Linked DNA regions of Homo sapiens: all the other regions are linked to region 5. Evidence: chromatin loops called from intact Hi-C (ENCODE). Cell type or tissue: ascending aorta. All regions are shown on one strand. Links, peaks and the distances in the headings refer to the core of each region. The heading gives the core; the rest is flanking DNA. Region 1 overlaps CHSY3 (chondroitin sulfate synthase 3). Region 2 overlaps CHSY3 (chondroitin sulfate synthase 3). Region 3 overlaps CHSY3 (chondroitin sulfate synthase 3). Region 4 overlaps CHSY3 (chondroitin sulfate synthase 3). Region 5 holds the start of CHSY3 (chondroitin sulfate synthase 3).

Region 1 (6,029 bases), core at 482-5,481, 54 kb before region 5:
ACATGCCCACACACATCCCTGGGGTTTTTTCAAACTCTTAAAGGAAAAAAAAAACTGACATTATATAGGACCCAAGATTAGCCAAACCAATTCTGTGGAAGAAAATGAAAATGTGGACTTTCTGAGTCAGATGACATAAGAAACATTCAAATGATGACTAAGGGCAATAACACCCAACAGGAGGTTGTAGACTCTGTAAAGTGCAGCTCTGGGCTTTGTCCCAAACACAACTAAAAATAGGTCGATTTAACTGCTGAATAGAGGGCTGCACTGTGAAAAGCAGCTGAAAACTGACTCCATAGTGTCATCTGCTAGTCATTTTCCCACTGCATCACACTTCACTCATATGTTAATAGTACACACCGTGACCAGAATAGTGTTAAATGTTATACCAGTCCCATGAGGGGAAGCACAGAAATCAGAACAAGGAGCTGCTCATGCTGGACTCTGACACTCAAGTGTCGTGGGCAAGTCATAACCCTTCTCTTAGCTTTTTCATTTATACAAAAAGAAATTGAAAAATGTTTCTCATGCCTACCCTAACAATCAAGTAAGCTATCAACCAAGGTAGTAGATGAAAATAGTTTCCTAAACATCAAAAGACTATAGAGATGTAACATATCTGTAATAGCTATTATCCACTTTCCAAGCCTGGGAAATAAAACAGTGTACACATCTCTCTTCAATAATCAATAGCATTCTAGATCTAGGCTCAGTATAGAGGCCCTCTCTCCCCATTCCACCATAGTTTTGCTAGACCGATTACAAGTTATAGTCAATTCTCATTATTCCGGCTTTACCACTGGAGCTGAAACCCTGGCATCTACCTTTGAGGCTCCCAGCAACCACCCTGAAGTTACTAGAACACCAGGAGCAGAATATAAAACATAACCCGCAAAGACCCCCAAGTTGGCTGTTCCAGAATGGGCTATCAATACCAAAGTTAGGTGCAGCCTACATCACAACCCATGTGTTCTAACCTCTCATAGAGTCAACTGGCTCTTCTGGATGATAATTCTGCTCTTTCTGCTGGAGTTATCATTTGAATGCAATCCTTGAAGCCGGAATTCAGCCATCAAGTTAATATGTACAAAAAAAGCCAGAGTCCAGAGACTTGATGTCACCATCAAAGAGGAGGAAGCAGGATTTCTTTGCTTGACTAGAGAAGGCTGTGGTGGTTGGAGAGCAGAGAGCAGAGAGCATGAGACAGAGCTGCAAAAGCACACAGGTGTCAGACCATGCAGGATCTCATGGGCTACAGAAAGGAGTGTGGTCTTTATATTGTGTTTTATGGGAAACAACTAAATAGTTTTAAGCAGGGCAGTGACAGGTCATATTTACAATCAGAAAAGATAAATACAGCTGCAAATCAGAGAACAATCTTGATGCATTAGGAAGTTTGTGCAGTGTCTCTGGAAACAGATGATGCCAGCCTAGATGAGGGTGTTAAGAGGAGAGAGGAAAACAAGTGGATTTAAAGGAGATATTTAGGAGGCAATAGCAACAAGACTTGGGGACAGATTGAATTCAGGGAGAGAGGAGGAGATCTCATGAATGACTTAGGTTTCTGTTCAATTGGCTTGGTGGTGGTACCATTTGCTGAGATTAGAGAAGAAAAGGCAAGGCTTGATGCTGAAGGTTATGCGTTCAGCCATAGTAGTGTTGAGTCTGAGTCTTGATTGGAATGATTCTTTTGAGATGCAATAGTTGGTACCGAAGAGAGGAGAAAATAATTCATAATGAAAATTTTCTGAGAGGGTTGGGGATACAGGAAACAAAACCCAGAAGCAGGGATTGGTATGAGATGAGTAGGACCCCTGTTATGTATGTAACTTAGGGACAAAGTTGAAAGATTGGCTGCAGGTATGGATAGTTTCCTGGTTTGGGCTGAGAGAATATGAGAGTTCCCAAATGACTTTTATTTTCTTCTGGATGGAAGGAGTAGAGTCACCTGTAGAAAATGAGGTGAGTAATAAAAAGCATGAGAATAGAGAAGATCTGAAATAGTTATTGAAAGTTTTTTTAAAAAAGTTTATTGACTAGAGGGAAAAAAGTACAGCTGTTGCACAAGTTTATGTCAGGTTGTAATTTCATAAACAAATTAATGCTTAAAGGTTACTCAAATTGTGGACCATCCTGGATCAGAAAGGAAGAAAGAGGCTAATGGAGAGAAAAGGAGGGAATCGTTGAATAATTATGCTCAAAGAAAAAAAAATGTGTGATCAGAGAAGGGGTTATCTGAGGTAGTGTTTAAAATCAGAAACAAAAGGTGTGGAAAGCCTGGAGCAGTTTAGAACTTTTGGGTATCAGAGAAAAACTTCTAGGGCTAAGTGCATACTGTGTACAGTATGCTCAGATATAAAAAGAAATGGATGATCATCACTGATTATCATTTCTTAAAAGGGGGCAGTAAGTGGTCTAAACTATTTTTCTCAAATGAGAGTTCAATTTGAAAAGTTCACACAATTCAAGGAATAATTCTCTGTATATTGCTATTTCACATAAAACTATTTTAAGAAATAATAGGCCAATATGAACACACATTTTATTCTGTCTCAATTCAAACCCTTTTCATCACTGTTACATACCTTCCCTGCTTTTACTGACTTTATATGTTGCAATTAGAAAAGTAAGCATTTTGAGCAACGTTAGCAATGTCAGAAATACTGAATTTAAAGAGGGAAGGAAGGAAGCAATTACCCCTTTTGGTGTGTTCCATGCATTAGCTGTAATTTCCATTGCCCGTTTTCTGAAAACTCATGTCTGTACCATTTATGGTGAAAAGCAAGTCAGACTTGCCGCAATCAACCAAACATTCCAATTCAAGTCACTCTGGGAAGAATTTCAACTCAGAACATACTGCGGAAATTGTCTACTGGTTTGATCATATCCACTGGTGGACACGGCTTTCAGAGTAACTTGGAAAATAAATTATAATTTGATAACTACGAACACTAGGCACAAAGTAAAATAATTACAAGGGCAGTCTTTTATAATGCCCTTTCTTATTTATGTTATTATTTGGAGTAGGGTACATATAAAATGTTTCACAAAAATCTGTTAATTTTGCAGGAAAAATAAAAACTAGTTTACTTTTTAAACAATGGCATGCATTATTTTTTTAAAAAATATTTCATACATAAAACAAATGATTTCCTAAAAAGATGTTGATACAAAGCTTCATATTTACCAAATTATCAGAGATTATTACATTGAGAGTCTTAAAACTTTAAAACAAATAAATCTAATTAAAATCAAAGTTGGAGTTTAATAATCTTTTTTGTAATTTCCGTTTTCTCACGTATTTAAGTAAAATGACCAAAATGTAGCATGATGACTGGCTCATCATACTACAGTTGTCTTTTTTAAATGATAAAAATTTAAATTTCCCAAGTCATTTCACAAGAAAACACATTAATCCTTGAAGTTATTTATTAAAAAGTATACCCAGTGACAAAATCCCAACCTCAATGACCATTTTAAAGAGTATCAGGAAATAAATATTTTGGAGACATTGTATTCACCATGTCATTTTTGGCCAAAAACCTTCAAAGATCTTCCAAACTTTATAAGCTCAATCTTTATTCATTCAACCACATTAAGTGAATGTCTGCTTCATGCCAAACTCTACCAGCCCTTCTGTGGACAACGTCAAACAGGGAGAGAAAGAATCCTGTAAAGCCCACAAAGAGCATCAGGACCATGATAGGAAGATGTGCTAAGTGTGCCGGGAATGGAAAGAAGCTTTCTTAAGGGAGGGAAAATTCTACTGGTGGGGTCCCAGAAAAGCCTTCTAACTTCATTAAATCATCATCTCTTGTCATAAAACTAACTTAGTCCATTCAGAGTCCTTTGGGTTAGGAATTTTCTAAGGTTTGTCTGAAAATATATTCAGTATCAAATATGCTTAAACACTCAACACCACTTAACTTCATGGCAATGCAATAATCAAGTATGATATCAGAGAAATTTTAAAGTGTTGTTATCAAGTAAAAAAAGATACGCATCACTTGCAATAAAAGGAAAAAGAAAACAGTACCTTAAACTGTAACAAAATGAACATGCAAAGTAAAAACTGTAATCGGAAAAAAATTTCAAATTTATTATAGCTCTCAGCATCTTTCCTATGCTGATGACATAGAAATCTTAATGCAAATAAGTCTAAACATGCTATCTATGGAAACCACTTATTTATAATCTTGCTTCTTTAGCTGCATATTCAAACTGAATAACAATAAACTCAACTATTCCAGATCATAAATATATGTTTATTGTTATTCCTCCCTATTTAACGATATTGAAATTAACGTCTTATAGTTTTACATGCAAATTAAGAATCTCTGCTCTACTGAATAAATATGAAAGTGAAGAAAATAGAGAAGAGAGTCCTTGTTTTCAAATTTTTTATTCATAACATCCAAATTTCAAGATGCAAATCATAAATCAAAATACAAACTACAATCCCATAGGTAGCTATAGGAAATGTGAAAGCATCAAAAAACAACATTCTGGATATATGGGCAAAGATTTTTGCTTAGAAAGCAAGTAATAAATTACTACTGGAATATGATGATGAGATCATCTCTCTAGTCATCTAACCAATATTATTTACATATATACTAGGCAAAAGTATCTAAAAATGAAGAAAGATAAATGAAAATTCAAATCTTATTCAGGACAAGATTAATGTCTAGCAGTAACTAGTAAATGCGAAATACGTTAATTATCATGAGAAGGAAAAATAAATATATGAATATGCAAATTCACTAAAGAGAGCATATTCACTTGGGATTCAGAAGGGCAAGATTCAAGCTGAAATTTGAATGAATAGTAGAGTTTGCTATGTTTAGCTAACAAACTAGATTAATATGTCATTTATTTAGGCTAACAAGGAAATACTGAGTCCTATATTTTATTCTTTTAGGGATTAATATTTACCAATTTATGGCATTCAAAAATAATCTCTCTCTAAAAAAAATTGCTTCTCTGTCTTCTTACAAAGAAGACATCTGCATCTGCCAGGCACACTGGCTAATTCCTATAATCCCAGCACTTTGGGTAGCTGAAACAAGAGGATCACTTGAGGCCAGGAGTTTCAGACAAGCCTGGGCAAGTGAGACCCCACCTGGAAAAAATAAGTAAATAAATAAATAGCCAGACATGGTGGCATGTGCCTGTAGTCTCAGCTACTCAGGAGGATGAGGTAGGAAGATTGCTTGAACTCAGGAGTTTGAGACTTCAGTGATCTGTGATCACACTGCTGCACTCCAGGCTGGGTAACAGAGCAAAACCCCATCTTGCTCTGTACAAAAGTTACAAAATCTTTTGTACAAAAGTTACAAAAATGTTAAAGTGACCTGGAGGGCTTTCTAATGCAGGCTTGGGGGTCAATCATTGGACAGCAGCTTCCCTGCGCACCCAATGCAAGGAATAATTTTAAATACGCTCATATCCTTCCTACACATAGTTCCCTGTCAGATGCCCTACTCCCAAGAAAGGCCCAGCTGGAATCAGGTCTAGTTATATACCAGTAGAAGAAATCCACACTGCATAATTAGAATAATCAACCAAGCCTTTCACTCAAATATGAGATGAAAACCAAGAATCAACAGATTCCCAAGGAAAGAAGAGGACAAATTGATAATTCAAGATAGCAAAGAAAAGTCAAACACACAAACTAATAACACTCTAATATTCAAGAAGAGTATCACATTCATAAAAATAACTGGATGCTCTGAAAAGAAGCAATCAGAGAACATTACAAATATTTAGAAGTTTTAAAAATTCACATTTTAAAAATTAATAGAAAGTTTAGAACATAAAGCGGAATCAGCCAGGATATAAACCTCAGAAGAAGAAAAACATGAAAGTAAAGATAAAACAGACAGAGGATCAACATAGTAAGTTACAGATATGGCCAATTGGGATTTATTTTGGAAAAGAAAGAATAAGAATGAAGTTGGAGAGGAAGAAAAAATCAAGGAAACAATAGAAAAAAAAGAAACCCAGATTTGAAGGACACAAGTGTT
Region 2 (6,029 bases), core at 377-5,376, 200 kb before region 5:
GCTAGGATTGGAAATTATTGCCTTAACCTATAAATAAGCAGTATGTTTCTAGAACATGGTGGTCATATTTGGGATCTTTTGTTACACAAATAAATAATCATATTGAATAGTGCAAAGCTCTGTTGCCTAGAGCTTTTTAAAATCGGGCTGATTGTATAATGTGCTCACAAACTTAACAACAGCTAGATTTTAATGAATCTGAGGACTTAGGATAAAATTAGCCATATATATTCAGGGTCATAAAATATATAGTTTCAGATAATCCACCATCAATGTGAAAAGAATTTTAAACAACTGGCTGATTAAAGAGGTGATACTTCAATTCTAGCAATATGGTTAAAAACACAGTATAGCAGATTATTGGCATGTGAGGATTTAATGTTAATCAGTTTTCATCCTGAAGATCCATGACTACGGGGATTTGTACTTGACTGAAACACAGATTTGAAGGATTCATGCCATGGGGCTGGCAAATAGGATTTGAGCTGCTGTGCTCATCAGTGAGCCTAGCCTACAGGCAGCATTCTTTCATATGATCATACATCCTTTTTTCAATGATACAAACATGGAGGTTTGTGAATGAGTAACAGCCAACATAAGAAATTAAATGTTGGTGAAAGTTGAAGAGCTAGCAATAAAAATTCAATTTTTATTAAAATAAATTTATTTTAATAAAAATAAATTATTAAAAATTCACAGCCAAAATTCAATTCCTAACAAAAGCAAAAGACTGTTCAAACATTTTTACATTCCCAAACATGAAGATTTCTAAAGATCTTACAAATATTTCTCTTATCAGGGATATAATATACAGAGTTTTAAGTTATCTTATAATGCTGCACAGTTTATTTAGATTTAATCCCCAAGTTAATGAAATATAAAAAGGTATTATATGTCATCATTAATATTCTCTATGCTTTTTATATGAAAATGAAAATGAGTTGGAAGTAGTTTTCATCTAAGTTAGAAAAAAAACCTGCATGTAAGTATCCATCCACTATGAAGATTATCTCCCTAAGGCTCAAGACAGATCTTATGAGGTCTGGGCTTCACATACTGTCAGCACAAAACCCTCTGGGCAGAATGAAAGCCAAAGATTAGACTGTGGTTTATCTGTGCTCTCCTTTGAGAAATGTCAGAACACATTTCTTATGAATTACAAATACTAAAGAAACAACACTTTTCAATAGCTGCCTCTGCCTGTGTGTTATTATGAACATGACAGTAAAATGAAGAAAATCAGGTGGGAATATATTATTTCTTAATACATTTAGCTAACCATTGCATCTAAAACAGAGCTCTTTATGGTTGAAATTTTGACTAAAGGCAAAGCTTTAGTCAAATTTTGTTGTCAGGAAATTAAATGAGAAAAAACAATGGTGACTATATAAGAACCCATGTTCAGTAGAAGCCAAGCTCATTTCTGAAGTCACTACAAAAACAAGGTTCTAGAGCATACTTTTTAGATAAATCCCAGGAAAAAATTTCAGAAGCAGCCAGGTTTGCTCTTCATACCCATGAACTGCCAACATTTTTCTTTATCAGAGTAGTTGCAGATTGTTCAGCATCACCATTTCCAGTACTTATAAGCCTTTTCTTTAGTAATTAATTATAAGCCATAGTTTTTCCTAGTAATTTTGAACCTCTCCATTCTCTATCCCATCTCTTTTCCTTGCTTAATACCCAAACTCCAATTCACTTCCCCTTATGGAGATCTGTGGAGTTTTCAAGTCACTTTTGGTTTAAACAAGATGACAGTGAAGACTACATGAGATGATGTATAAAACCTACATAGGACAATATCCAGCTCTGGGCAAGTCCTTGATAATTGTCAGATTCCAACCCCATGTCAAATCCCCACCTAATATTTCCCGATATTCATCTTCAAAGTAGTAAATATGCACTTAAAAAAAAAATTACTCTCCTCAGAATAGGAAAGTGTGTTCTTTAAGGAAGAAGCAAAGGTGCAGCTCTCTCTCATGAAATGCTCCTTATATTCTATATTGATGAGAAAAATACTAGAACTCCTGAAATTTTAAAATTGAGAAAAAATTTAAGCCTAACAATTGTGTGTTTTGTAGATGTGTAAAGATTTTAGAAGTTCTCCTTGCTGAAATTAGCTTCTAATGTATTAATTTTTTTTCTCTTACTTACAACATTTTAGTTGAGAACTTTCTAACCTACCAAGGTATCCATTTTGCCTTGGTAGGGTCACAGTGTTTTCAATCCTCCTCTGCTACTTTCAATAGGAGATCACCCCCTAGTGGAAATGAAGTAGAAAGTATGGCATTTTTGTGCTTCTCTAGTGAAAATTTAAAGGAAATCTATGTCTCTTAAAATGATATTAATACTATCAAGCAAAATCTAAAGAGGCAATTTTGTAAGCAACAAAGATTTCTAAGTTACAATGAGTCCCTATTTGCATAAGAATATATTAACGGTTTTAAAGTTTCTTGGACCTTTATCCTAATTCACAAATTATTGTCTCTTTCCATTAGAACTTTTATTTCATTTCCTTATTTTTAGACACTGATGTGCCTGTAAATGTAAACTATAGAACATGACTGAAGTAATTTGCAATCTTCTTTCTGTTTAAGAAACTTGAGGGCTTCATATGTCTTCATAGTCAAATGGATAATACCCATGCTTTAGACTATTTTGGTCCATTTTCAGAAGAAATGTTATACAAAATATAAAATATTAGTATTTGCCTTATATTTAATAGATGCAATACAAAAGGACTATTCTGGGTGCTTGACATGTTATTCAATTAATAAACCTATAAAATACTTGTGGATAAAATGCTTAACTATTGTTTCCATTTGTGCATCTGCTTTGAAGTTGATAATATAGCATGTGAATGTTCTAATGAAAAGCCTAAGTGTGAATGCAGTCATTTTTTTAAATGCTGTAAAAACTTTATCACATTTTAAAATCAAAACCAATAAATTCAACCTCATCTTTGATAAAACCTTCCAATAACTAATCATAACCGCATATATGGGATTGTGCTTTTATGATAATATAACTTTTTGACAAAGCATTACAATCCAAATGATTGTCAGTTTTGCATTTTTCTACCATTTCATGAAATCTTGATTACAATTATTTCTGAAAGAATAAAACCTCAATCTTAGGTAAATGGCAAATTGCCACTTAAGTTAGCCAAAGGAGAAGTTATTTATTTGTATTAAGTACTTTGCACAGACTCTGGATGGCCCTATACAATTTATAATATGTGATATATACAATAATATAAAAATATAAAACACTAACGCAGGAGGATAATTTTTTGAAAGGGCTCTCTGGAATTATGCATGGAAATGCCAATATGAGCTTGATGTTTAGATAACTTCAAACATAACACTAACATTTAAGTATTTATATATGTGTATTTTCATGATGTAAAAAGTTTTGCATCATAAACTGATTAAATTGCCATCAACTAGAGTGTATAAATTATAGAGTTAGGCAAGAATATTAATTCCTGCCCCACCTACCTTACAAGACCATTGGTAGCACCACAATTAAAAATATATATGAAAGTGCTTTGTAAATTATAAGCAATTATAAAATTGTCAGATGTGTTATGCTTACAGTTGGTTGATAAATTATTTTGATAATAAAAATGTTTTTCGTTGTAACATACTGAAGGATTCTATCAGCCATATGAAAAAGAGTGTTAGACACTGAAGCAAATATAACCCCTTAGCTATTCTGCTCTGAAAAGAGGTAATAAGCTAGAAGAGAGAAGAATTAAGCAGCCAACTGATTTGAGTGATTGTGGGGCAGGGTGGAGAGGATAGAGCTTGCTTTGCAGGCATGATACCAATAATTAGACCTAATTATTAAACTGAACTGACTTGATTGATCAAATACCACTAAGTTTTACTTTGTATCTATTCTGTGTAGTCAAAGGCCTGCCTGCCAGGGCCTGTCAATAAGTTGGCAGAACAGATTTTGACAATAAACATGTAATACTACAAAGAGTGAAGTTAGGGCTGTCTAAGCTAACAGCACATTTGCAAAAGTGGTATATGTATGTATAAAGCAGAAGGAAAACAACTCATTTTCAAATTTATTTTAATATAAGTACCATTTCCTCTATATATATTAAAATAAATTTGAAAAAGTATATATATAGACGAACACACACACACACACACTAGCCCCGTAAGGAATACTTAATTATTCAGTAAAAGAGACTCAGAGCAAGTCACCTTCGTTGTTAAATATATACTACTCTTTTGCTGAGTAATGTGGAACTCCACATTACTATTGTTAACGTTAGCTATAGTAACATTGTGAAGAAGGTCAGGAGAATTTACCCTTTACATAATGCTTGGATGGCAAAACTGCAAATTAGATCAGTTTTATTTCTGTTTTTATAGGTGAAGAGTAAAGAATGAAGGCTCTGATCAAATAATACAAAATTATACAAGCAAGAATCATTTTGCTTTGAAAAGCACATTAACTGAAGCAATTATTATCAATGTTATGTTAAATAATCATATTAATAAACTTAGTTACCCATATTTTAGTAAACAAACTAAGATTCTCAATAAATTGAGAGTAAATCCAGAAATAGAGACTTACAGTGACAAAATGAGAATTGTTAATTAAATGTCATTCATTCTCAACTCTTCAAAGCATAACAAATTGTCAAAAAGGTAACTGAGACTGTGCAGCACATGTCACATAAAAACTGCTTAAGCTAAAATTATGAACCTTCCTTAGCATTCCTGGATTGTTTCTTAACATAATTTTTCTAACTGGCCTAATTTCCATGTTTCCTTGCATATGCAAGTAATAAATACAATAAGTGGTGCAGTTAGAGGTAGGTATAATGACTTCTAGAACAGTGACAGCTGAGATTATAAATTTAAGTTTAGAGACAGACAACATAACAATGAGTCATGCAAATATGAATATTTATAATAGATGATGCTAAGTCATCTCAAGGGCAGGTTAAACTGTGTTCAATGCCTTCCCACCAACAGTACTTTCTCATTCCTACTTCACTTTATTTTCTTTCATAGAACTTTGTCACCACCTGAAACATATTTATTTCTTTATGGGTTTATTGTCTGTATCCCTACAGTAGAATAAAAGCTGGTTTAAAAGGCAAAGACTTGATCTATTTTATTCTCTGCTGTATCCCCAATGCCTAGCACACAAAAGTAGGTGTTTTACATAACTGGTTTGCCCATGAGTGTGTTTTCTTCTCCTGTACTGCTGGGAGTGATATGCCCATAACACAAATTAATGGATTTAGTGACAAGATTGGTCTTTTACACCATCCAAAAGCAGCAAAATTATATGAATTAACAAAAAAGTGTAAGCGCATGACTGTCATACGTCCACTTACCTCACTGCAGAGCTAAGCATTGCCTGTTCATGCTAATGAAATAAAATTATCACAGAATTTATATTACAAATGTATCACGTGGTACAGTAAAATAACATAATTGGCAATGATTTTCTGAAAGAAGTCTGAGACTCTTATTCTCATATCCAAATCCACTTGAACTTGTGTGCTTGGGGAGGTTAAGTAAGATATTAGAGTAAAATATTTTCACATATTCACAGTGAAAAATATCTGAAACAAAAACCAAAACCCTGTTTATCAGAATTTTTTTAAAAAAAGAACAGCAACCTAGTTCTCTGGGGGAATACTGGAGAAAAATAGTTTTGACTCAATTATAACTATCCATATTGATCAATTATTGGAACTTTGAGAACAGAGTATCTGAATTGCTGCCTATCACTTTTTCAAGAATAATTTTATGTCCATATATATTTTTAAAATCTTGCTTTACATAGGATCTTCTTATAAAATAACCTGGAGATAATTCAATACTCATGACAATGGCACTAATACATCTGAAAAGTAATGATTGAGGATGGGCTACTTCAGTGAACTCTGACAAAATTACAACCCAAGTCAAGTTGCTATAAATGTAAATGTAATTTTACAATATCTAGTTAGTAGCCACTGCATAGGAATGTGCATAATATGACAGCATAAC
Region 3 (6,029 bases), core at 497-5,496, 230 kb before region 5:
GAAGAAAAGAACTTTAACTTAAAATAAAGCAGCTCCTATTCTCAAAAAATTGCTTTTGTTCGATCTTCTAACAAAGTGTTGCTCTCCTCTTTTATGAGTGACAAAGATGTAAAGTTATCATACATACTCTAATCTGGAGCTCACATAGACTTCATGTCCGGCTAAAGTGTGACAGAGCCCACACTGCTTGCTCTGAACTTCTGAACTTCATATGATGGGAAAAATAATCACCTGCTGTAATTTCTACTTCTCTCTTCAAGGTTCATTCCAATGTGTCTTGCTAAACGGACCTCCTTGGGCCAATCAATTTCTACCCTTGGCTGAATTGATGTTTTAGATGATGTTTCAGTCAATGATGGACTGCATATATGGTCAGTGGTCTGGTAAAATTATGATGCAGCTGAAACATTTTTATTGCCTAGTGATATGATTGTTGTAATGTTTTAGGGCAACAAATTAACTTTTCTATGTTTAGACACTTTCCATTGTCTTACTGTTGCCTAGAGTATTCAGTACAGTAACTTGCTATACAGGTGTATAGCCCTAGGAGCAATAGGCTATACCATATAGCCTATGTATGTAGTAGGTTGTAACATCTATATTTGCATAAATACACTCTATGATAACCACACAATGATGAATTCACCAAAAATGCATTTCTCAGAACATATTCTCAGAATGATGCATTCACTTAAGGGACACATGACTATATTATTTTTAATAGTCTCATCATTGCTCTACTTTAACAAAAGGGATTTGGGTCCAACCTACTGGAACAGTATGAGCTCTTCAGTTAATATATCCTTATCTCATAATTTATCACCACTTTAGCAATCTTTTGCTGATTGCTAAATCAGATTAAGGGTTTATTCTCTATGTGGCCTCTATTATCTTTATATTATCCTTGCCAATTCCCAGCCTCATTTTAGCTCTTGAGCCAATACTGCTTCTGGGCATAAAGAATGAAATGTATTCTAGGCTAAAAATTCAGCAGTCTTGGCTGTCTGCCATTCTTTTAGTATCAGCTTTCTGTCTAACCTTCTTGCCTGTAGCCCACCTCCTGCCATTTAACTGGCTTCAGTTTCACATTTCCCACCTAGCTGGCTGGCCTCTGAGTTCCCTACATCTAAGCCATGCCCATCACCAGAACCATGTGGCCCTGTGGTCCTTCCAGGCTTGCTCCACCGGCATTCTGGACAAAGCCTGCCTACCCTGTATGACCTACCTTGCTGACAGCCTATGCCTACCTCAGGTCACAGCCTGCCCTTAGACGCCTGAGGAGATGTGTCCTTGGTTGGCTAGATATTGTCCTGGCTCCTGGTGCTGGCTCAGCCCTCGAATGGCTTCCTTAGCCCAGCTGTGCCTCTTTTGCTCCACACTTCTGCCCAAGGAGCTTCTATTCTTAAATAACATCTGTAGCAGGGATTGGTAAGCAAGAGTTACAAAATTGCTATGTCTGTCCTACAGAAATATTTTTCTTGAATTTTTTTTTTGTATTTTGTATTTGTATTTTTTGGCTAGCACAATATTAACACACAGAGTTTCTCTCTCTCTCCTCTTTTCCTTCCTTCTTTATTTCAATTGGCTACCAAATTTACAAATCAAAAAATTTCACATTAAAAAACCAAAAAAACAAAAACAGACTTCCAGCTGGCTTGAAGGTAGAAGTTGTAACAATGTTGGGTCCACATTGCCATATGGCAACATTCTGGACTCTTTAGATTGGGTATAAACTCCCTCCAGACGTTACAGTTGCTACTGTAAACAACTGTCTTCCTTCTCACACTGTAGCCAAATTTCCAGGATCTTGATCATCATGTTTGTCCTGTTGCCTTTTTCATAGGGAATATTTAAGAGAAAAATACTTAAATTTTATATCTAAGACTTAAGTTAATATATCCTTTTACTGTTGACTCTAATAAAAGTAGGAAAACAAATAGTTGACCTAGATACATGTTAATAAATAAATGAGAGTATATGTTTTAATGAAAGAGAAGACTATTCTTAGATGTTTAATGTGCAACATTTCTGACATACCCTCAATTAAATTCACGCATTCATATTATGCCCAGTGTCATTTAAGCTTTTAACCAATATATATAATATAGTGCTTCAGGGAAAAAGGATCAGGATGGCAAAATGATTGAAAACCAAGAAGATATACTGAAAATATTCGAATATTTAGTTAGAAAAGAGAAAACTTAGAAGGTCATAATAATCTTCACATACCAGATGAGCTGTCAGAAAAAAAGTGAACATGTTCTGTGTGGTTCCACAGGACTGATAAAGGAAAAGAGTTGTAGGAAGATGTATTTTGGTTGTATTAAATAGCATGGAAAACGACAGGATACAAGATCTTCATTCCCGGAGATGTGCAAACAGAACCTACAAAACATCTAGGAAATCTAATTTTCTTTCATCCCTATTATGTCTCATTTTTAAATAGTAGAAGACAATATATTGAGAGGAGTGATTTTTTTATTCTTAGCTCTCTCTGAAGACTAGAGATTTATATGTAAGGGAAAATACAGAAAGAACAAAGGTAGGAAACAGTTTTGAACATCTGATATTGTTTGGAGCCAGTGGAGACAAGAAACCCCTAACAATTTTGAAGGCACATGAGGCCTTTTAAGTCTTATTAAGCTTTGAGAACCCGAGATTAAAATAGGGAAGAAGTAAACAGACTCACTTATTGGTGATGATCTGGTTCTTGGGTTGGGTGGTGAATTCAATAACATTTATTATATGCTTTATATTTTAAATAAATCTTTATATTTTACCCACCAGGAATACTGGTGCATAAAATAACACAAAAATTAAAAAATCAAAAATTTTATAGCTCAAGTGTTACAAAGCATGAGATTCTGATTCAAATCTACTGGTAATTAAAATCTCTACTTCATAGGATTTTCTTCTTGTTGAATGACTCAGGAGTGAATAAAGTCCTGTCTTTTTAATTTCTAGAGAAATCTTAAACTATTATTTTCTTTCCATTATTCCTGCCAGTGCTTAGGTCTGTATCTCATCAGCTCATGCCTGGACTATTTCAGTAGCTTTTGAAATGGGACCACTCTCTTCTTTCTCAACTCCATCTGCTGTGCAGCTGCCAGAGTTAAAATTCACTTATATCACTCCCTGCCTCAAAACTTCAGTTACTCAAAGCTCCTCAGTATCAGCCTTCATGACTGTCCCTTAGGTTTCTTTGCAACCATCCATACACAGTACACCCCAGTTTTACCAAACTACTTACAGTTTCCCAAATACATTATGCTGATTTTTGCCTTGGAGTGACTTATTCCTTCTTCCTGGACCTTTTCCCACTTCTCTACCTCTGGCAACCACTCCACTTCTCTAGCTGGCTTAATATCTTCCCGTATTAAAATTAAAATCAAGCATTACCTCCTTGGTGAAGCCTTTCTCACTCTGACTCCTATTTAGCTATGGTAGATAACCTCTTCTGGATTTCCACTGTATCCAGTGTACACCTTAATTATTCAACACTTTGTCTTAAACACTTCGCTTGTTTTCTTTAACAGCTTTAACGAACACAAGGGTCTGGGACTTTTCTTAGTGAATTTTAAACACATGGCATAATGCCTAGGAAATGAAGGGCCTTCAATAAATATTTGGAAAAACAAAAGGAAAATTAACATTCTTAATTTTGGTTTATTGGTTATATACAGTCTCTAAACAATTATATACGCAAAATAATAATGGATTTTACTTATTTCTTTTGAGACTGAAGATTAGTGAGGGTAGCAAAACAATCTTCTACCTCTTTTGCCTTTATTAGGAAATATATAATCAAGACATGGTCCCCACTGAGACACACGGAGTTATTTCCAGAGATATGAGTCATGAGTTCAACATGACTGGTAAAGCCTGAAAGCTTTCTCAACATTATTTCAGTGAGTTTTGACATGCAGGGAAACCCATTCATTGTGATATGGAGAGGCAGAGAAAAATGATGGTAACAAAGAACAAAGGAAATTGAGTTTGAGACTGTGAGAAGTAATGAAGGAACATGACTGGTGTGGGCTTTAAAGTTAAATTAAACAAATGAAAATATAAGAGAAAGGAATTAAAATTTTATTTCCAACGGTTAAAATGCTTCCCAAGTCTGATTTTCTAAGGATAAACCTCAGTATCTTTTCAGTGACTCCACTTGGCAGTCCTTAAAATAATGAGGTAAATGAGGTAAATCTCTATTTGTTAGTGTACAGTAAGTTTAAAGAGATGTGATTGAGTGAAAGAAAACTAAAGTACAGCACAGGGTGTGTGTGTGTGTATATATATATATACACACACTTATTAAACTTATACATATTATATACACAGACATGCATATATGTTTGTGTGTGTATACATATATGTATGTATGTATGTATACACACATATATTTAATATACCTTCATATACAGCCATAAAGAAGGGACCACACATATACAACTGTATGTATGTTTAAAAATATAGACACGTATATATGTGTGTGTATATCTGTATCTATACTATATCTATATCGACACTATAGGTACACAAGGTATTCAAAGTATATGGGTACCCTGTGTACCTATATTCAAATAATATGTCTCGAAAGATAAGATTCACAAATGGGTGACTGGGGAGTGAGCTTTAAGATTCTGATATTGGAGAAAAATACACTTCTTGTTGTTTACCTTTTTGTAGCTTGTCAATTTTAGACATATGAAGCATAAAAATTGGGGGGGGTGGGAAGTAAAACGTGAGAGTGCAAGTAAATAAAACCAGAGATGATGGTGCAATTTAACTATTAACTTTATTTTTAAAAATTCTATGCTTCAGTTTTCTTTGCCATCTAAACACTTTGTGTGTAGAAAAATGATGCAAACACAAAACAAAACTACATTAAAAAATTGAAACCTTCTATCTCAAAATCTTAAATAATCAGTGTAGCAGTAACAACAGTAATTACTAATTTCAAGATGATCAATGGTTTTTAGGAATAGCATATTTAAACCAAACTAAGTCTCTCCTCTCAAGAGATAAAGTCCCTGCTCAGGAGAGTAAATGTGTTCAACATATGCATATGGAATGCTATATAAGATCATGATAAGATATTACAATTGGTGAATGTCAACAGGATTCAGAATAATGCTACATGTTTTTGATTATTACCTGCCATTGTCAAAGAAATGATCCTAAACTTTTTTTGTGTGCTACCAAAATATCTTACTTTTATAATATATTTTGATGTCTAAGGCTCCTCTTCTAAAGTTTTAAAATGTATGACCTTTCAAATGGAAACCAAAAATAGAATGAATCACATTGTTCAACCATTTGCAAAAAAATCACCACACATACCAGTGTAGTAATAACTTGAAGATTAGAAGCATGGACTGCATGCAGAATCAGACAAACCTGGGTTTGAATCCAAATCTGCCATTTACAAACTCTGTGACCCTGAGAAAGCAACATCACTTCTGTAAGCCTCATTGTCCACTTAAGTAACAAGGCAAACATATCTCACCAGGTTGCTTAAAAAATTAGTGGAAAAATGTAAATAATACGTTAAGTCAAGTCAAGAAAATACAATTAATATTATAGTAACAATACTTAATAACTGTTGTTAGAATAATCTGGTATAGTTTTTATGAAATAACTGAAAATAAAAAATTAGAGTTAAGCAACATGAGGAAAGTGGGTATCATAATAAAGGGAATGTATGTTTGGGAGCAAACATAAACCAGTTTTCTTTGCTGCTCTCTCTCTTAGGTTGACAGCCTTTTTTTTTTTTTTCTTTTTTTTTTTTTTTTTTTTTTTTAAGACGGAGTCTCACACTGTCGCCCAGGCTGGAGTGCAGTGGTGTGATCTTGGCTCACTGCAACCTCCGCCTCCTGGGTTCAAGCAATTCTCGTGCCTCAGCCTCCCAAGTAGCTGGGATTACAGATGCATGGCACCACACCCAGCTAATTTTTGTATATTTAGTATAGATGGGGTTTTACCATGTTGGCCAGGCTTGTCTTGAACTCCTGATCTCAAGTGATACACCT
Region 4 (6,029 bases), core at 389-5,388, 160 kb before region 5:
AATATGTAAATAAAGCCATAAGATTATGCAAATGTTAAGTAGCTAAGACAGCAAAGATTTGTATGTATACATTTACCAAATAGGCCATGGCATGTCAAAAAAATAATTATGTGAGAAAATTGTTCCATGTAAGTTATTTTTATTTATTTTAAAAATATATATATTTTAAAACAGAGATGGGGTCTCACTATATTGCTCAGGCTGGTCTTGAACTCGTGGGCTCAAGTGATCCTCCACCTCATCCTCCCAAAATGTTGGGATTACAGGCATGAATCACCATGCCTGGCCATATACTCTTCTTCTATCTTGGTTTATTTAAGTTCATAAGATTGGAATGTATGTTTCATTTCTGCTCATTTTATTGGTCATAGATCAATATTCACAGTAATTTTCTGTTTACATAGTCTTATAGCTTCAAATGCATTTACATCCCATGTCCAAGAAGATGACCGACCACAGGCTAAGTATGATGACCACAGAGGCTATGATGACAGGCCTGAACTTGCACTGTTTTGCCTCTTCAGTAACATTCTCCATCCAAGGAGTTAAGTAGTGCTTATGTTTTCAACCTCAGCTAATGGGATTTACAGGTAATTGAACCCTGGGTAACCTATTAGAAAATATGGATTTTCTATGACAAGATGTTTACAAACACAATGAAATACATATATATTTTGAGTACTCCACCCATTTATTCATTCATGCACAAAACAATTTTTGAGTTCTAGACTGGCAATAGACTCTGCTACAAGACTTTGTAGATGCCAGAAGGAGCAAAACCAAATCCCTTTCCTTGACAAATTTGCTTTCTAGTGGTTATTGAACTACCTATATAAATGTGTGAAAGTGAAAGATCAGCTCTTCGAGCCAGAACCTGACAGTGGCAGGCTGTAAATAAGTTGACTGCAGGCATCATGTACCAGCATGATTGATGAAAGCTTTTAGAAAATGTCTTTACAGACTCATACCATTTAAAATGGTGTTTTTCATAAGGAATTGCTATACGGTACTTATTCCTATGAACTTGCTTCATATTTTCTACCACACTTTTGTGCTTGGGCATGCATTTGCTCTGTGGCAACCCTCCCAATACACACTCAGGATGTTAAGTGAATTCCCCACAAAGGTTTCTGTACTAGGAAAGGGAGTAGACATTTTGTTGTATAGTTTTTGTTGTTGTTGTTGTTCTTAGAGGAGTAGTATTTTTCTTACAGTGTTTTCTTGGTGACTACTGACAAACAGGAAATCAGCACAACTGAAGACAGCCCACCCTGTGAGCACGTGGACCATCATGTACAGTCAGAGGCATCAATTCAATGCAGCAGAGGGATGCTTTGGTAATTATGAAATCCTCTGAAACTGAAATGGGCAATTAGTGGATATTCCATCTTATTTTTTAATTTTCATGGGAAACTCAAGTGTATTCAGCTCTTTCACTTGCAATTATAGAGCTAATTAACAGAAATTGGTGGTGCTCTGTGTATGATAATGACACTTAGTTGTTGGCTGGAAAACCAATAAAGAATTACAAATGAAATTAAATTCAATATTGAAACAGGCCACATTGAAGAAGGGGTGAGAAGAGGTGATGGCAACTTAAACATTAGATAGTTACATGTAATACATATTTACAGCTGCCTGGACATTTATGAGTCCAGTACCCATTTATTCACTGGGAAAGTTATTTATAGACCAACAAACATTAAACTTTCATAGACCTAAACTATGGCTTGGATTTATTTTTGTAAAAAGTTCTACATTTATTTTGGGGAACCTATGTAACATTAAATCATTCAACAATGCTTTATTGTGATAGATGTGTGGAACCCAGAGACGAATAAAATATATAGTTGATGTCTTTGATATCACAATCATGTAAACACAAAAGCAGATATACAAACATACATAATCACTCATATTCTCAAACTCTACCCTAAACATTCCTTTCACCTTCTTGTTCTAACCTATTCTCATCTTACTGCTCTAACCTCTTTATTCTGAGTGTACTGCTTTCCCTGGACCTTCTCTAGGAGTGGCTGTTTTCTCTTATAAAAGTCCAATACCATAGAGTACAGAGGTGGCACAGGTACCTTTACTGCTTTAACTCTGCTAAACAAACATTCCTACCACTAAAAAGTCTGTTTTATATAAATACTCTAGAATCATGCTTTCATTACACAGCTGTTTGAGAAGTTGGGAGAGTAAACAAAATTTCATTACTTCAAAGAGGCATTCAATTAGAAAATATTTGAGTGCACACATGGTGTACAAACTCTTCAACTAAGTTTGTAAAGGATATGACAATTTTCAAATATTTCAAACCATGTTACATAACAGAACTATGGTGACACATCTAATGAAAATATAAAATGCTGACAAATCCATAGAGAAACACACAGGATATAAAATGATTGTAGTACATACAAGGAAGAGAACTATTTGGTCAGTGGAATTAGAGAGGGCTTCAGGAAGAGAGCTATTTCACTGTTATTGGAAAGTCCTAATTGTGAGTTTCAGCAAACTAAGATGTGAAAACTTTAGTAAGGATTATTTCCCACCCAAAGTCACCACAGATTTTTTAGTAAAACTGTGTTATATAAATATACTTGAAGAAAATAAAAATGAAATGCAGACAGGAGAAGAAACTGAGGTGCTAGTTCACAAAATTCTAAAGCACTATTATGAAACACATTTCTTACATTAGCAGATCACTGAAAAGGAATCTAGCATCCTGGCCTTGCTGGCAGTAGCCCAGGCATGAGATAAAACAGCACTCTTGCTGAAATAGCCACCATAAGCCTATGACAGACCCCGGATCCTGAAGAGTGTTGAGAAGCATCCGACAGTGAGGCTTGCTTTTGTGTTCCCTGGCTGGTCCTGCAGCTTACGCCTTTTCCTGGCCTAAATACTCAGAGTAGATGACTCCTTATTTTCTCCATGGAAAAGTTACATTACATAATGAAGTCACCTAATGTCAAAGTGCTATGCAAGTTATGAATAAGTAATAACAATAGAGATAGGACCAAGTAAAGCTTTACTAACCTAAGGACTGGGTGGAATTCTTGAGATTGCTTAAGGATGCTATGCTTAATTTTTTCTCAAATCCTCTTGGAGTATTCAAGTCCTACTACACTATACACCCCAGTTTCATTTTGTTTGGAGAATGGAACAATATAAATATAATTGGACTTACAGCTAGAGGCCCTAAGTTCAAATTCCATCCTGCTACTAATTAATCGTGAGCCTCCGGAAGAGTCACTTAACTTTTATGCTCCTTAGTTCTCATAGTATTCAAAAGGAGGGAGGTTTTCTCAGTGGCCTCTCTGGATTCATCATGCGGTATTATTTTGAGGGCAGCAAAATATTATCCCCAGAGTGTTCTGAAATAATACCCAGCATAGTTGTGTGCAAAATCAATAATAATAGATGATTTTGGTCAGGAATTCAATAATCCTCTAGAATATGACAAATGAAAGAGATACATGAACAGGAGTATTGAAAAGGAAGTAATGAGTAGCAGAAACCTCTGTCACAAACAGTAGAAAATGCTGGTTTGAAGAAGCATGGAGAAATGAGGGCAAAGATTCATGGCTTTTTGTGTTGATGTAGTCTCAGAAGAAGGTGTGTTCCAAGTTTTGGATTATTTTCCATGGTAGAAGCCAAAATGTGTTTGGGAATAAAGAGTTAATGACCTGAAAGCAGGCTGGGGAGATCTTAATGTAATATAAAGCAGTATGAACAAGGACATTGTTCAGAATTTAAAAACTTGTAGGCCCTGAACCAATACGACAGGGGAGGAGACTGTGTGAACCAGACATTTCAGTTTAGTAAACTGGAGTCTCACCAAACTGGAAAAGTCGATGAATGGCTGTGATTAAACAATGATGTCAGACAATAAATTTAGGAGCATATTCACAAATTGGATCATTGTCAGACTAGAAATACAACTTTGTCTGAACCTTTTAAACTGGTGACACAGTAGTGCTATCTTAGATATTTTACACTTAACCAGCTTTTCTTGAGCTGTAAAGTTGATCACTAAGGTTCTCAGGGACAGTCTTTGGTAGTCTGTGATCTTCACCAGTTTCTCAGATTCACCCAAGAACAAGAAGCTACCCCAGAGAATAGAAAGGGTCACATAGAGGATGGGCCCTAGTGTACTCCATACAATTCCGAGAAGCAACCTCATTTTCTATGAAGTATCCTAAAATCCCCATAATCAGAAATTCTAAGGAAAGGAGCAGACGAAGGGCCAATGGCCTACATGAGTCGTTTTTTGTTTTGTTTTGTTTTTAATTTGTACTAAACAGAGGCCAAGGGCTACCACTAAATCTTCAATAAATATTCAGACATTGTTAAGAGAGAATTTTTCAAGCTGGTTCTAAATGTCAAAGTTGCTATTACCTAGCAAAGGTGTTCTTCTTATTTTAAAGTGGATTTATTCTTTCAAAATAATGAACACTAAGTTCATATTTTACAGGCAAAATTGAAACAACCACCATAAAAAAACACTTTAAAATAAATTTAACTGTTCTGAGGCTTTGGCATCTGTTGGCTCCGTAGTAGCAAAATAAAGGACTTCTTCCAGATGAATGAGTTACAGAAACCAAGTTCTATTCACAGCCTATGCAGGAAATCAATGACACAGGGTAATGAAAAAGAAGAGAAAGAAACTACTTTTGCAAACTGATGTGTGCAAAGTAGAAACTATACATGGGTTCCTGACTGTTCACAATAAAAGTATTCCCCCTAGGCAGCTCCTCAGAGAGGCATGTCCTTAAATCTAATACAAAGGCAGCTCTAGAAAAAGGAAAAGCAAATCATATTTCATGCGCAGCACGATTATTTGGTAACCTATCCAGACTTTCTCTTTTCTCATGGTGAATGACTTTGTTTGGACTTAACTTTCTAGACCCTGCAAATCACTTGGAAGAATTCTGGGAGCAGCCCTTGCTCTTGAGAATTCTCTGAGATTTGGCTCCAGATAAAGAGTCAGGCATATGCAGATTTAAACATGGTATACTCATTATGTAAAATGTGAAGTCAATGAACAGCAGACAAGACTTTCAACTGTTTCCCAAATTGAGCAAAATTATTTGAACTGTTTTTGAAATTCTTAACATGCGCCATAGAAGTAGGTTTGTTTCTGAAACTTGCCTAGAGCAAGTAAAAGTCATTTCAAAACCACCTTCCTTAACCGAACACAAAAAGGATGGGCAGTGAAGAATTAAAGCAATACATAGAACTATCTCTAGTCCTTCCTTAGCCACTGTATAATTGTGTAAAAACTCCTTAACTTCTGTCAGCTTCAATTTTTCCGTGTAAAATGGACCTTATATCTACATGACAGGACTCCTGTGGGGACAGGAGAGAATATGTGCAAAACATCTGGTGCATTTTGGATATAGAGTATGTACCTAAAATAATCACTAATAATATATTAGTTGGGAATGTCTATCATCTTATGGGCTACTGATGAAAACATTTTAAAACATAAGATTGTCTCCAGCCCAAATAGCAAGTCAGTTGTCCCTGAGTCTTCCTTAGTATATCTGCAAAGCCTCCTGTGACTACTTTTTTTATTAGAGTCTGAATAGGAAGGCAAACTTAGTCCATATGAGTAATTCCTCCTAAATCATCTTCAAAAAAATTACCATTAAAAATCACCCTCATCAGTATAATCTTCACTAATTATCATGCTATGGTTTGAATGTGTTCCTTCCAAAATCCAGATGTTGCCAATGTGATAGTATTAAGAAATGGGGCCTTCTAGGGGTGATTAGGCCATGAGGGCTTCTCTCCATGTGAATGAGATTAAGACCCAGATAAAAGAGGCTCCACACAGCATTGGGCTAGCTTGCTTTCTTGCCCTTCCATCTTCTGCCAGGTGAGGATGCTGCAAGAAGGCCCTCACCAGACACCAAATACTGGCACCTGGATCTTCGACTTATCAACCTCCAGAACTGTGAGAAATAAATTTCTATTGTTTATAAATTATCCAGTCTGTGGTATTCGGTTGTGGTAGCACA
Region 5 (6,029 bases), core at 554-5,553:
TATAGTGAGACTACACTTACAATACAAAAAAAACAAATGAAACTGTGTGTTTGGTGACTTCACAGGGAACATATTTTCATAAAATGTTTCTTCTATACTAAGTGACATGAAAAGTTTGAAAACATAAGCAAAGGAGTTAAGATATAATTTACAAAGCTGTGCACTCCGTAGCTAAAATAATACTAAATTCCAACTACTTGAAAACCAAACTATACTAAAAACAATACATTATTTTAATGTTAAATAAATTTTTACTAAAATTATCTTTTAGGAAATCTATTTTAAATAAAATGTTATTACATTTCAAAATCAATTTCTGAAGAAAAAATCTCTAAGTATTTCATAAAAATGATCACGGCAATAAATAAATAGCTAAGATTATTTAAATAATGGTTCCTTTTCAGAAAATAGCATAAGAATAGACATAAACAAATTTTAGGGAACCTGTCAAAAATACTAAGCAGCTACTGCACACCATTTAAACTTCTGCTTTTTTCCAGACAACTCATTCCTTTTGTATGCCTAAGGAAATACAGTGATTGGAATTTTGTGAATACATCTACCATAAATGATACACTATTAGTTTACTTTTCTGATACTTTTAAAAATATGTTAAATTTCCACTGGAAAATATCCAAAGAAACTTCAGATTTTAACCATTTAAAAACAAAGAGATGCCATTACACACCTAACCAAAATAAAATAAAATAAAATAAAAAGGCACAGTACCAAATGCTAAAGGCTACAGCTAAAGAGAAGAGTAAAATTAAACCTCTTGTTAGAAAAGGGAAATAGATTCACATGTATATAAGCACCAATAAATCAAGCAGGGGAGGATATAAGCATCTTCCAGAGATGTGGCCATAAGTATAGGCCACTGCTTAAAGTTAAGGGGCATGCTAATAACAAAGTCTCAGACAGGCCTGACACCTAATGAGAAAGTTATCTCCCACTCTTGTATCCCTTAAGGGCTGCTACTATCACTTTCAAGTAAATACAAAGATACAGAGAGAATGAATAGAATCGCTGCCCTAGATTATAAAATGGCATGTATATGTACTATGTGAACATTTTCATCACAGCTCCATGCTTACCTCGTAAGACCAGACACACTGAGTCCCACCAAAACGGCGAACGCATCTTCCTACTTCCACATCCTCATGAGTCGTGTACATTTCTCTAAGGCATTCACCAATATGTGGCACCATCCTCCTGAGAACTTCTCGGCTAAAGATCATGCCAGGTCCTCCCATACAGAAGTTTTCCCCAGGCTCCAGTCCCAGCTTTCCAAGCTCTTCAATATTCCCCAGGCCAGTCTGTCCCAGGTAGAGAGGCTTACTGCTGTTTAGCGATCTAAGAAACTCTTCTAATTTATCACCTACAAAAAGAAAGGCAACAATTACTATGTCTCCTTATTTCATAATCACTTATCATGTACAAGGTAAGGGACAGAACTTTCAACATTGTGCTTAAAATCCTCAGTCTTACACAACTGAAAAGAAGAAAAAGCCTCTTCCAATACTCTATTATTTTTAAAAGACTAATTCATAGTTATTAATTTAAACATATTAAAATTGTACCAGCTTCTGGTTAAGGTCACTGAAAAACCTTAACAGCTCTGACAATCATCAATTTTCTGTAAAAAGTGAAATAATGACAAGGAAAGTAAAGACAGGTTTCTTAGTACATTTGAAGTAACAAGAAGTTCCCAGGAATATAAAATAATATTAAATACTGGTATTTAGCATTGTTTTGGCTGACTCTTAATACCTAATAATTATTTTTTACTCATAATTGGTTTAGTTCAGTGTTTTGCCATTAACTAAACTTCAGTCATATACAACCCGCACAGTTTTGGAGGATGTTTGAATCAAACCTGTCTTGAAATTTAATTTGGGAAGGCACCTTTTTAGAAAAAAGTTTGTCAAAAATTAGTGTAATTGGTTTCACTTGCAGTTTGTTAAGTTCAGAAAAAACGTTTAAAAATAAAATTTTGCAGCTAAAACAGTTGAGAAGCACTTGGTATTCCAAGTGATACATTGGAATAAGTAGAGAGTCACCTTCTTCATATTCCCAGTCAGCATCTTTACTACCATTTTTGATGAGCACAGCATCTGCAGTCATTATCTTGATCCCATGCCTTGCCCCGTGTATCTCAATGAGTTTCAGCTATTATTGGATTCTTAATTCAAAACACATTTCATTCTTAATAGAAATTGAAATAATATGTCATTTTAATGTTCTGAAGGACAATCTTTCAAAGTATTAAAACAAATGAAAGAAGTAGGTGCTGTTAATGCATTTTATAAATTCCCTGCAAAATGTGGCAAACTTCTGCCAGGAAACCTTTGTAATTTTGAGATATCCAAGGCAAGGAACTTAAAGTAGAGGAAGCTTTCTTCTTTGAGTCAATCCTAAATACCACTGTTAAAAATGTAATGAGACCATTCTTTATTTTTATATCCAATTATCAGTATTTTCTATTCCAACCTGCTCTAGAGTGACTTCCCTCCTTCCAATCCAAAGCCAAGAAATCTCTAGTTATTATGATTACACTAATTCCTTGTGCCAAAATGCAACAGTTTGGGTTTATTGTTTGGCTTTTTGTTCGTTTTTCTTGCATTATGTGAAAAGTACTATCCGAATCAGGAGGAAGCAATGAGGCTACGAGTAGAAAGGCATAAAATAAGGAAGGGCTGCCCCCCTTTGACCGGGAAGCAAGGAAATGTGGAAAACACAGAGAAACCTCATTCGGTACAACCCTGCTGCTTCCCTTGCGTTGCTCCCCATCTCAGCAACTGGCTGGACTGGAAAGATTCACTTCTCTGACCTAAAGAACTTTGATCCGCTGAGTTTAGAAATTCTCTGTCCAGAGCCGCCCACATTCCGGGAAAAAGACCGCGCCTCTTTTAAACTGACAAAAAAAGTTTTTTCTTGCTGTGGCTGCCTGTGGTTCTGGGAAGGACTTCCAGCCTCTGCTTATCACCGCGGCCAACAAAATGCACTGGAAAGGAACCAATACTAGTGTGTGCTAGTACAGTCTGCTGTTCCCAGGGGTCTGGCTTATTAGCGGGTGCTTTCCTCTTTTCCCCCACCACCAATTCCTTACAACATGCCCATCCTCTCAGGGTTTTATTGAGGTGTGGCGGGGGGATGGGGGACGGCTTGGTGCTGAACTGTAGCGGCTGGAAGGAGCAGCGCGCTGGCACGGTGGGGATGGCCAAGGACTCCCAGTATGTGGAGAGTTGAGCCAAAGGGAAGGGAACACATAGGAAAGGGTCCGGGACAGCGAAGACGATTCCTCAATCTGAGCAGTTCCAAAAGTGCGCTAGATCCAGTTTAAACAAAAGAGCAAGATCCAAAGCCAGAACACTGGATCTCCAGACTAGTTGTAGCTAGCATCCTCCGTCTTCCCTTCCTGAAGACCACGCCCCTCTGGACCGATTGGGGAAACTACCATCAGCAGGGGCTTTCAGAGGAGGGCAGAGTGGGAATGGCCTTTGGTTTAGCTCTAAGGTTCCTTTTCTAACCTCTCCGACGAGGTAAAGACTAAGGGACAAGCGCGAGGCGGCACCGAAAACAGCAAGTGAGGAAGGCGAATAAAGCCAGGCAGGTGTGAGGAGGGTCCAGATTGCAGAAGACGAGGAACGGGCTACGAATTGTGGGCGGATGCAAGGGGTGGGGAGGGCGGGCCAGGGCCTGTGGGAGCCCGAAGCACGTGCTGGCAGAGAAGCAGCGGAGGGGCTGGGCAGGGGCTAGGACCGGTTACAGAGAAAGGAGTCGGGGAGACTGGCAGGCTGGAAAGCCGGCGCAGGGAGGTCACCTTTGATGTAGACATCGTCGTCGGCGCGCATGAACCACTCATACTTGTCCAGGTAGTGGTCGTGCATGTACTTGATCATCATGAAGGACTTTTTCTGGGGAGGATAGGAGTCGTCCACACCCGGTAGCGCGATGACAGGCAGGGGTGGCGGGGGCTGGCCGGCGTTGGGGGGCTGCTGGCTGGAAAAGAACTCCACGCGGCCCGGGATGAAACGCGCCCAGGTCCGCTGCGCGGCCAGCGCGCGGCTGCCCAGGTACTTCTGCGCGGTCATCACCCCCACGTACAGGAAGTCCCGGGGTCGGGCGCTCGGGGCGGCAGCGCCCCCGTCCCCGCTGCCGTTGTGGCTACTCCCCGGCCGGCCGTCTCTCCGCTGCCCAGCCGCGCCCCCGTCCTCCTCCTCGGGCTCCCCCTCGGCCGCTGGAGCACCGGGAAGCCCCGTCGCGCCCTCAGGCTCGCGTCCTCGCCGCCGCTGCTGCAGCGGAGGTGGCTGCTGCCAGGGGCTGCTTCGAAAACTGGTGATCCCGGGTGCTGCCTCGGGCAGCGGTGGCCCCTGGAGATCCTGGCGCGCGGGGGGCGGCGACTGCTCCTGCCGTGGTCGGGACTGGGGCTGGGGGAGCGGCTGCTGAGCGCCGGCGCGGGGGCCAGCAGCAGAGCGACCGTAGTAGGAGCAGAGGCTGGAGCCACGTCTCTTCCTCTCGCTCAGCTCCGCCACCCTGGGGGCGATGAGCCAGGACGCGGCGGTGAAGCCCAGCACCAGCCCTAATGCCACGCTCATCCACGGGCGGCGAGAGCGCACAGCCATCGCGGCTGTCCCGGGCGCGGACGCTCGCTGGGCTGTCGCGGCGCGGCACGCGGTTTCCCCGGCTCACACCCGCCCCTCCTCCGCCTTTGCGCCCCCAGCCGCGGCCGCAGCCGGCCGCCTAGGCGCCGACACCGGCTGGAGGTCGAAGCGCCGCGGACGCCTCGACTGCCGCGGGCTGCAGCTGCCTGCCGGGCTCCCGCTCAGCTCTGGGCCGGGGCTCCGAGCAAGGGTCGGGAGTGAAACTTCTCCCGGCGGCGGCGGTGGCGGCAGCGGCGGCAGCAGCGGCAGCTGGAGGAGCTGCAGGAGGAGGAGGAGGAGCAGCGGCGGCGGCAACGCGTCCGCTCCTAGGCTGCCACCCTGTCAGTGGCGCGCCTGGGCCCTCCCTCCTCCCTCCTTCCCGAGCCCCCGCCCTCACTCCCGCCTCCCGCTCCCCCCGCCGCCGGGCTCCGAGCTGGCCCGGAGGAGGAGCCGCAGGCGGCACCGCTGCCAGCCGGAGAGAAGCGCGGGCCGCGGTATTTCCCCGTCACCCGCCCTTGGACGCCCCCCGTCCGCGCCTCAGTCCAGAGCCGGCCTCCTCTCCGGAAGGAAACGATCCCTGTCGGGCCGCCTCCGGCTTGCAGCGCCGACGCCCCCTCTTCCCTCCTCCCCCAGCTCTTGCTCTTCGTCCCATTTCCCGTCCCGTCCCGCCCCTCCGCTGGCCTCCCGACACTCGTGTCTGGGGGCTCTACTGGCCTCCTCCCGGCGCCTAGGCTCCGCTGACCTCATCGGCGGAGCTCGGGTCCGGGAGCCCCCAGCAAGTTCGTTGCTGTCCCACCGTGCTCTCCTCCCCCGGCCCACAGCCGGGTACGTCCTGGCGTGACCCTTACCACTCTGCCCCGCCCCAGGTCCGCCAGGGCGCCACTCTTCGCGTTTTCCGTCCTTTCCACGTTGTTCTTACCGCTGCCACTCCGCGCCTTCTCTCTCTAGTCGGTCACTTGTCAGGAAACCAAACGTCCCATCCCAGCACCTCTCCTCCCAGCCTAACTTCCCTCCTACCTGCATCGTCCACCAGCTCTCCTCAGTCCTTCACAGAAGCACCATTGTCGTTAGGGTCTCTCCTAAGAAAATCTCTGAGGGATTGGAAATACTTATCCTGAAAGGCTAAGGGAGTTGGTGGTGTGTGGGGGTTCAATCCCCAAAGAACGTAAAAATCCCATGTCCTCCACCTGTTGAGTTGGAAAATGTGGGGCTGCCTAATGGTCTCCCCCTCGGCTCTCCTGATGATATCTGTTCAAGAAATGAGAACTATGGTCTATTTTCAGTCTTGGTAGAAGATTGGCTCAGTGGGACTGGCAAATAGTGGAGAAATGGGCACACATTCACAGGGCCAATACCCTGAAGATCCAAACGAAAGAAATTCTTACC

What was found. Hi-C counts contacts between places; a loop is a spot of excess contacts. Peaks named below come from ENCODE experiments on the same cell type or tissue, not always from the same donor. Only the 100,000 strongest peaks of a DNase experiment are listed, where the experiment ranks them.
Region 1: a loop joins it to region 5, with 5 times the contacts of the local background. A loop is called at or near these places in 4 of 110 quality-filtered maps.
Region 2: it touches region 5 in a loop (9-fold over the local background); 4 of 110 quality-filtered maps call a loop at or near these places.
Region 3: it touches region 5 in a loop (4-fold over the local background); 40 of 110 quality-filtered maps call a loop at or near these places.
Region 4: a loop joins it to region 5, with 4 times the contacts of the local background. A loop is called at or near these places in 7 of 110 quality-filtered maps.

The regions. Positions count from the first base shown.
Region 1 is chr5:129,957,819-129,963,847 of GRCh38, reverse strand. All of the region lies in intron 2 of CHSY3 (chondroitin sulfate synthase 3), which reads right to left. Among named protein-coding and RNA genes, the nearest start is that of CHSY3-AS1, 55 kb to the right of the region's middle. In ascending aorta, for the core only: no CTCF peak of the experiment used is centred there; no DNase peak of the experiment used is centred there; H3K27ac peaks cover 3,111 bases.
Region 2 is chr5:130,105,580-130,111,608 of GRCh38, reverse strand. All of the region lies in intron 2 of CHSY3 (chondroitin sulfate synthase 3), which reads right to left. Among named protein-coding and RNA genes, the nearest start is that of CHSY3-AS1, 200 kb to the right of the region's middle. In ascending aorta, for the core only: a CTCF peak has its summit at 2,270 (motif pointing left); no DNase peak of the experiment used is centred there.
Region 3 is chr5:130,133,543-130,139,571 of GRCh38, reverse strand. All of the region lies in intron 2 of CHSY3 (chondroitin sulfate synthase 3), which reads right to left. Among named protein-coding and RNA genes, the nearest start is that of CHSY3-AS1, 230 kb to the right of the region's middle. In ascending aorta, for the core only: no CTCF peak of the experiment used is centred there; DNase peaks (open chromatin) are centred at 1,190 and 3,101; H3K27ac peaks cover 5,000 bases.
Region 4 is chr5:130,063,628-130,069,656 of GRCh38, reverse strand. The region is part of intron 2 of CHSY3 (chondroitin sulfate synthase 3); the gene reads right to left. Among named protein-coding and RNA genes, the nearest start is that of CHSY3-AS1, 160 kb to the right of the region's middle. In ascending aorta, for the core only: no CTCF peak of the experiment used is centred there; a DNase peak (open chromatin) is centred at 2,746; H3K27ac peaks cover 3,646 bases.
Region 5 is chr5:129,903,426-129,909,454 of GRCh38, reverse strand. It overlaps CHSY3 (chondroitin sulfate synthase 3), which reads right to left and starts at 4,990. Exons shown (of 3, transcript NM_175856.5): 1 at 3,824-4,990; 2 at 1,095-1,378. The coding sequence starts at 4,625. CHSY3-AS1 (CHSY3 antisense RNA 1) reads left to right here and starts at 3,528. Exons shown (of 3, transcript XR_002956248.2): 1 at 3,528-3,613. RefSeq lists a silencer at 4,623-4,832. In ascending aorta, for the core only: a CTCF peak has its summit at 2,710; DNase peaks (open chromatin) are centred at 3,441, 4,094, 4,584, 5,084 and 2 weaker places; H3K4me3 peaks cover 5,000 bases; H3K27ac peaks cover 1,838 bases.